Regions from separate parts of the Homo sapiens genome. Here region 1 is linked to region 2. The links are chromatin contacts, found by Hi-C or POLR2A ChIA-PET in ENCODE. All regions are on one chromosome and are shown on one strand. Each heading gives the region's core, a stretch centred on a gene start or an enhancer-like site at or near the end of the contact. The rest is flanking DNA. Distances are from core to core; before and after follow the strand shown. Region 1 overlaps LOC102723323 (a long non-coding RNA gene). Region 2 holds the start of SNX20 (sorting nexin 20).

What was found. Hi-C counts contacts between places; a loop is a spot of excess contacts on that map. ChIA-PET counts read pairs that join two places held with the same protein, here RNA polymerase II (POLR2A). Pooled maps may share reads with other maps.
Region 1: a pooled map shows a loop between it and region 2 (2.9-fold over the local background). The contact joins the enhancer-like site here to the promoter of SNX20 in region 2. A Hi-C loop is called at or near these places in 1 of 37 single-sample maps with no recorded cell type and 1 of 50 pooled maps. POLR2A ChIA-PET finds 5 or more read pairs at or near these places in 1 of 52 experiments (PC-9).

The regions. Positions count from the first base shown.
Region 1 is chr16:51,406,049-51,411,398 of GRCh38, reverse strand. The region is part of intron 2 of LOC102723323 (a long non-coding RNA gene); the gene reads left to right. Among named protein-coding and RNA genes, the nearest start is that of HNRNPA1L3, 240 kb to the left of the region's middle. Within about 2 kb of position 2,963, at least 3 of the 41 ENCODE cell types and tissues checked have a DNase peak (open chromatin) inside an H3K27ac peak, as active enhancers do.
Region 2 is chr16:50,678,651-50,684,101 of GRCh38, reverse strand. SNX20 (sorting nexin 20) reads left to right here and starts at 2,790. Exons shown (of 4, transcript NM_182854.4): 1 at 2,790-2,912. RefSeq lists an enhancer at 1-86.

The sequences.
Region 1 (5,350 bases), core at 1,714-4,213, 730 kb before region 2:
CTCTACTGAATGCTTAGCTGTTGCTCATCTTAAGCTGTTCACCATTATGTGATTGGGCCAAGGAGAAGAGTATCTCATCTACACCCTCTGAGCCCTCAGAGTACCTTGGGGCAGAGTAGGGTGTGTGGGATGGAGGTGAACATGATATCAGGGAGCTCTGGCAGGCACTGGCTCATCCTGCACCCATAAACACCCACCCAACCAGTTATCAGCCACTCTCCTATCTTTCATACCCATCTTCCTTCTCAGAGTTCCACATCAAGACTGAATTTTCACTCCTGAAGCCATTTTCTTTAGACAGGGTCTCATCTGTCACCCATGCTAGAGTATAATGACACAATCATGGCTCACTGCAGCCTCAGGTGACCCTTTCACCTCAATCTCCCTAGCAGCTGGGATTACAGGTGCATACCACTACACCTGGCTAATTTTTTGCATTTTCAATAGACAGAGGCTTTTGACGTGTTGCCCAGGCTGGTCTCGAACTCCTGAGCTCAAATTATCCCTCCCACTTTGGCCTCCCAAAGTGCTGGGATTACAGGCATAAGCCACCGTGGCTGGTCCCTGAGGCCACTTTCTTCTTGAAAATTGTATTTTTCTGATGAAAATATGCCATTATTCATCTTTCATTGTCTCTTGATTCACTATCACTTATGTTTTAAGGTGTTTGGGGTTTAGGGCTTTTTTAAAAAGAATCATCAAGTATTTAAATCAATCTCTCTCCTTTTTATTGATAGAGACTCAAGCCTACTGATTAACTTTTCAATCAAAGCTGCCTGCAACACACAAGGCAACTGCAATTGCAGCTTTGGCGACAACTGAAGTAGTCATTTAGCTGACTTCTTCTCTGTTTCTAGTTACCCCTCTGTGCTGAATCTGTACGTCTGTGATTTCATAGCCTTCACAGAATCCTCTATATATGTTAGGATTATTACTCTCCACTTTTTCCATTTGAGAAAATGGAAGATCAGAGATGGTAACTAGCTTGTCAAAAGTCACACAGCCAATAAATGGCAGAGTTAAGGAACTAATCTGGCCACCAGGAGTCCACTCCCTTGGCCACTAGTCCACTGGGTTCATCACCTTCTCTTCTGTTTGCATTCACTGAGAACTCATTGAGGGCAGTGGTTTTGTCTCTTTTATAGTTGCCTAGCAGCCTGGCACCACGTAGGTGCTCAAAATGTTCAAATCAGTTGTTCTTTCTAGAAATAAGTGCCTAATCTGGGTCAGACCAGTTCTAGATCAGTGGGTGAGGGGTCTGAAGGGGGATAGAGCAGTAAATAAGGTAGCACAGGTCTCAGTCCTCATGAGGCTTAAGTTGCATTCAGTGGAGCATTCTGCTTTAACTCTTGGTTTGCTCTGATAAACTCATTGTTTTGCGGACCTTTGCTTAATGCGGATTATCTGGTTTTCTGGGGATCAGAATCATAAATCTGACTACTCCTGTCCAGGCTGGGAGGTGCACGTTGGTCTTGATCACTACCCCGGGCAGTTGCCTGCTGTGACCCCTGCTTCTTTTCTTCCAGAATGTATTAGGTTGATGCAAAAGTAATTGCAGTTTTTGCCATTGAAAATAATGGCATAACCTGCATTACTTTTGCACCTACTTAATAGAATACAAAGATACCCCAATCCGCTTAGGGGATGGTAGAGAAAGAAACAAAAGAAGGAGCACCTTGGCAATGAAGCTACAGAAAGGAGGGCTGGAGATGGGGAGTCTCCCTGCTGGAGAGTCTGCCTCTCCTTCTTTGCAGTTGAATTGAGGAGTGTTTTAAGCCTACTTTGTTTGCCATCAACATCAAAATGTCTTTCTTGATTGTAAACTTCTGGAAAGTGAGACAGAGAACATGTGTGGTTACGCAAATGGCCCTGTGATATCAGTTCACTATTCCCACAGCAGATGGCTGGCTATCTGTGGCCTGAATTCAATCATCCTTTTGAAATCTTTGCTAACTTGCTCATCCTTTCTGGGAGTCAGCTTTTCTATCAGTAAAATGAGAGTGTGTACTCCAGGCTCCTCCCAGAAGTAGCTGTATGGCTTTCTCCTGGGTCCCCTACCATGTGTTAGGATATTCTGTGATGCTTCAGTGAAAGTAGCTGGTGCTGCAGAGGTCTCCACTGGGAATGAGAAGCAAATCCTTAGGGAACTGTTGGTCTTCCACAAGCAGTGATACACACCCATGACTGGCACCCAGGCAAGTCTTGCCAAACCGCATCATGTTACCCGTTCATTTCAGGGCCAGGAGCCTTTTGTCAAGGAAGGTAAGGAAGAGCTTCTGACAATGACGGCCAAGTTCTCGTTGACTCAAGTTTCAATCTTCACACTGATTTCTATTCTCATTATTTAATTTCCTCCTCATCAGACAGAATTAAATACCAAATACCATTCCCAGGTCTTCTAAAGTCCAATTGCCCAAATGCTTTGTTTCCAACTTACATAAAAGTTTAAATTTCCTCTTCCCTTGCTCAAATTTCTGCCAAAACAGTCATCAGCAATGAAATTTTTGAAGATAATTAGCACATCAGATGTCTGTAATAAGCTAATCATGTATTTCTTGGATTGTACTTCTCTGGTTAGCTGTTATTAATCACAAATATTATTCATGTCATTTGAAATATTCCTGTTGGCGGATGTTTTCATCCTTGAAGAATTCCAGCTAAAAGTCTTTAGCTACGGATGCAGACCCTTCCCCCCACTCCAGCCCCACCCAACCGTGAGAGGCAAGATTCAATCGTGTCTTGTTGAACAGGGTTAACCTTCAGGGGAAACAGCATTAAGGGAAGTAATTATCCATTCACACTGAGCTGGCTACAAATAAAGTGAGAAAATCACCTTCTCAGAACTCACATGAAAAACATAATGTAGTTAATATTAAATAAAGGGATTGGGTAACCTGGCCTCTTTTTACAGTGTGTGCTTATGTGTCCTTGATCAGGGGCTGTTTTGTTTATGATTAATGAATGACTCACCTTGGGCTGTGTTCCGTTCAATGCATACCTCATTATGAATTTGAAGAGGTCATTTCTTTCTTGGATTTAAAATAAGAATCTCTTTGTACATTCAGAAAGTTAAGAGTTTGATATTGGTGAAAAATTAGGGCAAAAAGAACTGGGGGGCATTTGCTTTGGGTTATTTCTGTTGTTGTTGCTGTTGTTGTTGTTCTCATTGTTGGCTTATAATGTTCAGAATTTGGAGAAAAATTCTAAGCCCGGGCTCTCATTTTAAAGTAGATCCTAAAATTATGTGGCTTAGGCTCAACTTATCTGTGGCAGTAGTACTGCCCTACAGTGCTGTGAATCAGAAGGGCTTGATGTCTCACCTCATAAGGGCTGTCCAGGCTGCTCCAGGAGGGGCTTGTGGAGGGGGGTTCAAATGGCACAAACATAAATTAAAAAGAAACAAAATCTGAGGCCCCAGTATTCAGAAAGGGCATATAGTCCAGCAGCCTCTCTTTTAATGTCTTCTTTTTTCTTTAAAGCTGTGTTTTCTGTTCATTACAGTTTAATTTCATTTATACTTAATGTCAGAATGAGTAGTAGATTGCAATGTAATTTACCAAACCCTACAAAACCCAATTTTGATGCAGAAGGTCATAACTGGGTTAAAAACTGTATGTGTATGCCTATTTTTTTTTCACAAGATCCCTGACAAAGCCATCTGATAAGAAAATATGTATCTCTTTGTCATTTTATATATGTAAGTGCATGCACATGCACAAACATACACACCAAGCACACCCACAAACACATATATCAGAGGAAGATAGATGATAGATAGGCAGATATCAATCTGCAAGTATAGATTTTGTTTTTTAATTAAGACAAGAGGGTTACTACCCAGGAGAGGGAACTTCTATGTTTGAGACACAGCCCCAAGGTGGTAGGAGGTGAACACTTTCAGAATGACCATCATTTCCACCTGTGCACACACAAACATGTGGTTTGACCACCGGTGGGCCCCACCACAACTCAGTTAATGATCTTTCCACAGGGGTATGTGTGTTCACTGTGCATCCAAATGAGGGCTTGTCACGCAGAAATAAAAGCACATGCACAAACAGGCCTTGGCAGTTGACTAAGGATACCCACTTCACGGTAGACATAGTTCATTAGTCACCTAGCCAGCTTTTTAAAAAAGTCAAGTTATTTCTTTATGTGTGAGAGAAACTATGTCCTTTGATCATAGCCGTTAAGATGGGATTAAATAACAGCAAATCTCAGAGACCCAAGCATTACTCCTGGCTCTATCATTAACTGGCCATGTGACCTTGGGCAGGTCATTTTCCCTCACTGGGCATCCGGGGCTGTTTCTGTAAAAGGAAGGCTTTGGACTAGGTAGACCTTAACATTGTTCCTTAACATCAATGTTCTATGATTTTTTTCCTAGTAATTATGCCCTTCCCATCAATATTCTATGATTCTGTTAAAATACAAGAATAGCTGACACAACATAGGAAACACCTCCACCTCAAAATGTCGTCTTGGTGGATGTCTTGCTGTTTCACAAATTAAAAGCAGAAGATCAATGTCTTTCTTGTCTTTCATCATAACCGCCATCTGTCTCTCAGGCCTATGAGCACCTACCACACACTAAGTACATTCAGGTTTTGTTGGTTACTCTCATGAAGTACGGTCATGGTAGAGTACCAGACAGGCCACTTAAATGACAACAAACAAATATAGTTTCTACAGCTAGAAATATAACTCTCTTTTATTTTCTAACTTCACCATGAAAACATGATAACTGGAATTGTGTGACTGCTAAGGAAAACACCAAGCATAATCTTTTCAGAGATTTTTTTTTTTTTTTTTTGAGACAGGGTCTCTCTGTCACTCAGGCTGGAGTGCAGTGGTGCATTCATGGCTCACTACAGACTTGACCTTCTTGGCTGAAGCAATCATCCCACCTCAGCCTCCCAAATAGTTGGACTACAGGAACACACCACCATGCCTGGCTAATTTTTGTATTTTTTTTTTTGGAAAGCTGGGGTCTCACTGTGCTGTCCAGGCTGGTCTCAAACTCCTGAGCTCAAATGATCCACCCACCTCAGCCTCCCAAAGTGTTAAGATTACAGGTGCGAGCCACTGCACCCAGCTTAGACATTTTTTTCTTTATAGACAGTAATACAATTTGGCAACTTCCAAAACAAAGTGAATGTTCAAGAAATGTAGCAAAGTTTCATAGGAAAGTTTCCTCAAATTACCATGAAACATTTTTTAAAAGATTCAGGACCCAAACAGTAATAATAAGTTTTTTAAAATGTATTACAAAATTAGAATTTGAATGGAGCAAAGATCTTTATTTTAAATCAGGGGTGTCCAATATTTTGGCTCCCCTGGGCCATATTGG
Region 2 (5,451 bases), core at 1,541-4,040:
GCCTTCTGCAGCATGAGAGGCTCACAGGGCTGCAGAGAAAGGCTTAGAGTCCACCCTGGTGTCTTGCAGATTCCAGGCCTGGGCAGAGAGTAGGCGAGAAAACTGGAAAGTTACGGGACACAACCCAGGGAGGAGAGGGCATTCCAGCCTCACTGTATGCAGGGAGCCACACCACCAGGCCCTCTGCTGGGCAGGGGGAGGCGGAGATGACCGACCTATGGCCCCTGCACTTACGGGGTGCCCCAGCTAGCAGGCCAGAGGCACACCACTCATGGCACTCCTCGTGAGCTCTGCCCAGAGACAGACCTTTGCAGATGTGGAGGTTCTTAATGACAGTGACGGCACTGCAGAGAGGTGGAATTGCAGGGCCATGTCAATAAGCAAGGTCAATAGGTAAACAGGGACATTATAGAGCCTCCAATGAAAAAGACAAGCAGCAACGGTTTTAGAATAGTAAGAACTGCCAGCACTTGTACAGCTCGGAACAGTGTTGTTCTAAGTGTTTGGCTCATCTGAACTCCTCTTGAGGTTCACAAGCCTATGAGCTTGTTGCAGAAGCAAATACAGGAGAAACCTTCATGCCCTCCAAGGATGACACTGGCTCAAGGCGGAATGTTTTGGCACTAGGAGGACTTCATTAAATTTCATGTTGCAATTAGGAAAGTTGAAATTCAACCATATCAAAGGACTAATATGGTTCTTTAAAGTTGACAACTTCTATTCGTCACAAAACTCCATTAAGAGAGTACAAAATGCAAACTGCAGGATGGAAAAGGATATTGAGAAGCACATAAACCCAAATGAATACATAAAGAACACCTACAAACCATTAAAAATAATCAAGTCAATAATGAGCAATGACCTTGAACAGACACTTCATTGGAGAAGGTATAAGGATGGCAAATAAGCCCATGAAAAGATGCTCAACATCATTAGTCCTTAGGGAAATGCAACTTAAAACCTTGATGAGAGACCACTGCACATTAATGCAGTGGTACACTGAAAAACACTGACCAAACCAGACACAGTGGCTCACATTGGTAATCTCAGTACTTTGGGAGCCCAAGGCAGGAGGATTGCTTGGGGCCAGGAGTTCAAGACCAGCCTGGGCAACATAGTGGCCATGATGGTCTATCCCTCCAGAAACAAAAAAAATTTATTAGCCAAGCATGGTGACGTAACTGTAGTCTTAGCCACTCAGGAGGCTGAGGTGGGAGGATCATTTGAGCCCAGGAGTTCTAGGTTGCAGTCAGCTATGATGGTACCATTGCACTCCAGCCTGGGTGATAGAGCAAGACCCCATCTTTAAAATAATTATAATAATGACCATATCAAGTGCAGGTAAGAAGGTGGAGCACCTGGAATTCTCATATACTGCTGGTGGGAATACAAAATGGCACAGCCACTGTGGAAAATATTTGGCGTAATCTAGCACAGTTGAAGCTATCTATACTCTGAGACCCAGCAATTTCACCTCAGATAAGTACATGGACTTGGATAAATGTGTAAGAATATCATCAGTGGCATTGATCATGATGGCCACCCTAGGAACAACCCAAGTGTGCATCAAAAGACAAAACAAAAAATGACAAATGGTGATGTATTTAAATAATGAAGCAACAGAAAACCAAACACAGCATGTTCTCACTCATAAGTGGGAGTTGAACAGTGAGAACACATGGACACAGGGAGGGGAACATCACACGCTGGGGCCTGTCAGGGGTGGGGGCCAGGGGGAAGGAGAGCATTAAGACAAATACCTAATGCATGCAGGGCTTAAAACCTAGATGATGGGTTGATAGGTACAGCAAACCACCACGGCACATATATACCTATGTAACAAACCTGCAGGTTCTACACTGGTATCCCAGAACTTAAAGTAAAATAAATAATAATAATAATGTAGCAACACAACAATGGAAATGAAAAAAAGTATCTACACAGAAATGCATCAGTGAATCTTATACCCATAAATGTTGCATGAAAGAAGCAAGGCACTGGAGAATACACACAGTATGCATGGTTCAATTTATATAAGATTCACAGATGAGTAAAATGAAACTGAATTGTTTGGGGATCTCATAGGTGGTAAATTTCTAAGGAAAAGCCAAGAAGTAACCCCCATCTGAATCAGGACTGTGACTGCCTCTAATAGGGAGGAAGGGAATCATGGCTCAAAAAAAAACACATGGCAAACTTCTGGGCGAGCCAGCAAAGTTCTATTTTTTTTTTTTTTGTCTGATTTCTGTTTCTTGCCTTCAAGGCCACAAAGATGGGTGGGCATGAATCACACCACACTGCCCTGGGGTTTCGCTTCCCTGGGACTTTCTGTTGGTGGTGATGGATACAGCTTTGCTCAGAGAAAAGGCACCAGATGGAACTGTAATTCTACCCCACTGCTCTTCTATGTCAGTCACTGGCTCTGTGTCCCACCAGCTCTGTGATCCAAGCCTCGGTTTTCCCATCTGTTCAAGGGGCATGACGGCCCCCATCATGCCTAGCTCATAGAGTAGAATAATGAATGTTAAAGGGCTCTGGGAGCTAATGCCTGAATTCCAGAGATCAACGGGGACTCGAAGGACAGCCAGACCTCTGCAAGGCGGCAGGGAAAGTGAGGCTGAGCTAAATCCCACAGGGCTGGCCCCACACCGCCTTGCCCTTCCCTGCGCTACCCGGAAGAAGAGGTGGGTACAGCTGGCAGGCTGGCAGTTGAGTTCAATATACCATGTTTCACCAGCCAATGGGCTGGGGCGATCAGAAGCAGGTCACACAGCCTGTTTCCTGTTTTCAAACGGGGAACTTAGAAAGTGGCAGCCCCTCGGCTTGTCGCCGGAGCTGAGAACCAAGAGCTCGAAGGGGCCATATGACACTCCTCCCGGACCCCTGGACACACACAGCCCTGGAGACTGGAGGTCAGTATTTGATCCCAAGCTCAGCTGTCCTCTGCCTGCTGTGGCCTGAGTCCCCTTCTCCTGGGGCCCTGCCTGGCACCTGCTGGGGGCAGGGTGGGAGGGGGAAGAGTTAGTGACAGCCACTGTGTCTGGAGCTCTCCTTAGCACACTGAGGCAGAGGAAGGGACAGCTCCTGGACCTTCCATCACCTCCATTCCTTTTGAAATGCTAGGCGCTTGTACAACCCATCTTGGGCCTGGAGAATAAGTCACCACACCTGTGTTTCTCAAAAGAACAGTGTCAGGGAACCCCTGCCTCAGCACAGCCTTAGAGGACTCATGGAAAATGCAGAATCCAGGCCTGTTCAATGGCACCTTCCTATGTTAGCAGCCAGGAAACCTGCTCTTGGACAAGCCCCTGGGATCCCACCCCCACCCCACCAGGGGATTCTTACACACACTGGGTTGGGAGCCCCTGGCTTTGGCAAGGCTTCTCAGGTGAGCGTCCAGTTGTTGGAGGGTACCCACCCTTTCCCCAAGAGAGGCAGCCACACATCCAACATCCTGGGATCTCTGTCTCCCAGCGTGGGCCATGTGCTTTATTTCACCCCCTAGAGGCTCATCCCCCATGAAAAGTCCTCCGCAGGCCCTCAGAAAGATAGTGTGGCCTCTGTGTGCCCAGCAGAAGAAGGACTGGACTTGGCAGTCAGCTCTTGGAGAGGGGGTGGTTAGGACACCTGGGGACAGGAGGAGGAGAATGACTGTCTGTGCACACACGGCTGGAAGGCAGAGGAGGCTGGGAAGCTGCTCTGTCCCCTGGGCCAACTACAGGCCCCCAGGCCAACAGCAACAACACTTTTAGTATTTTGTTATAAAGTCAAGAAATCTTTGCTACAGAGGGTGAGGAGAGGGAAGGAAAGGGCCATGGAACCGTCTATGTGGCTATCCCCAGAGAGCTTTTAGAGTGACAGGATTGCTTTCCCATTTCACAGATGAGGAAACTGAGGCCTGGAGAGGGATGGGAAGCTACCCAAGGCCCCATGGATACACCAGTGCACAACTCTTTCCTTCCCCCTCCTCTTTAAATGGGTGACTCCCAATGAAACCTGTAAGAGACAACCATAAGGGAGCTGACTGTGGCTGCTGAATTTGATTTTATTCTAAGGCCTGGTTTTATAATCAGCTTTCTCAGTCTTTACTGGAGTGTCAAGCCGAGGCATCATTTCTAGGGTCTTACAGGGTCTCTGGGCCAATAGTGCCCTGCTTCTGACCTGGAGCCAGCTGCCTGGTCATGAAAGCAGATCTGCAAAGGCTGGGGCCCCTGAGGCCAAGGCCACTCGCCATCACCCATTTTACAGAAGTGCTGAGCATAGGAGTGCCCTGGGCCCCCAAGAATCCCAGCCACCAAGAATCACGTAAACCATCCACTGTCTCACTTAGGCACCAGTCAGAATGTAGGGAACCCACCCCTAGTCATCCATCATCTTATCAACAGGACGGGGCTTGTAGCCACATTTATCAGGTAGGGAAACTGAAGCCTAGAGATATTAAAGCACTTGCTTAAGGACACACGGTTGGTCAGGATGGAAGGCGATGTCTCCTGACTCCCTGACAGGCACAAGAGACAAGCGAGAGGTGCCCGTGACGGCATGCTCAAGAACGTGCAGCCCTGGGCCAGCCAGGCCCCTGCTCCGTGCCTCTGTTTGCCCATCTGTAAAAGGTGAGGTTGGATCGAGGGTCCCTGAGGGCCGCCCACTGGATGGCTGTGCAGAGCCAAACGGAGAAGGCCCCAGGGTTCCTTTCACCCGACACAGCAAGCACTTCCCCCTGAAGTGCAGGCTCCAGGCCCCAGCTGACCTCCCCTCTCCCAGGCCAGCGGCTCTCACCCCTGGAGCAAGGGACAGGCGCTGGCTGTGCTCAGGGACATGCATGACTCCCGCCCCCATCTGTGCTCAGGGGGTGCCAGGGAGGCACTGGCTCTATCTTTCTCTAGGCCGTAGTCAGCCCAGGGGTTCAGACCAAGAGCCCAGAATCCAACAGATCAGAGTTCAAGTCCCAGCTCTACCTCTATGTTCCACTGGCAGCTTCCTCAGGTCATTTGCACCTTCCTTGTCTTGAATTTCCATGCCTAACCAGTCAGTATACCAGCTACTCCCTCCAGCCGATCTAATGTTTTAATTGTCCCTTTCTCTAAGTTGTCTCAAACATTTGTAATTCTATTCCAATCCACCTTAATTTAGTCATTTATTTCACAAATATTTCTGGAAACATCTAGCACTTAACAGACACTAAAAGCGGGGGTACTACACAGTCCCTGGGATGGACAGGGCCCTGAGCTGAGGCTTCAGAGTCTGCCTGACTGAATCCTCACCCCAGCCTTGTGAACGTGGGTTCTGTTATTATCCCCAATTTATAGGAAACAGAAGCACAGAGAAGTTGAGTCACTTGCCAGCTACCAGGTCATCCCTTCCACTTATCCGGGTCACAGACAGAGTTATTATGTAAACCAGATCCCAGCTGCCTGTTCTCCCTCCCTGAGTAAGGTGGAGAGAATTCTGAAG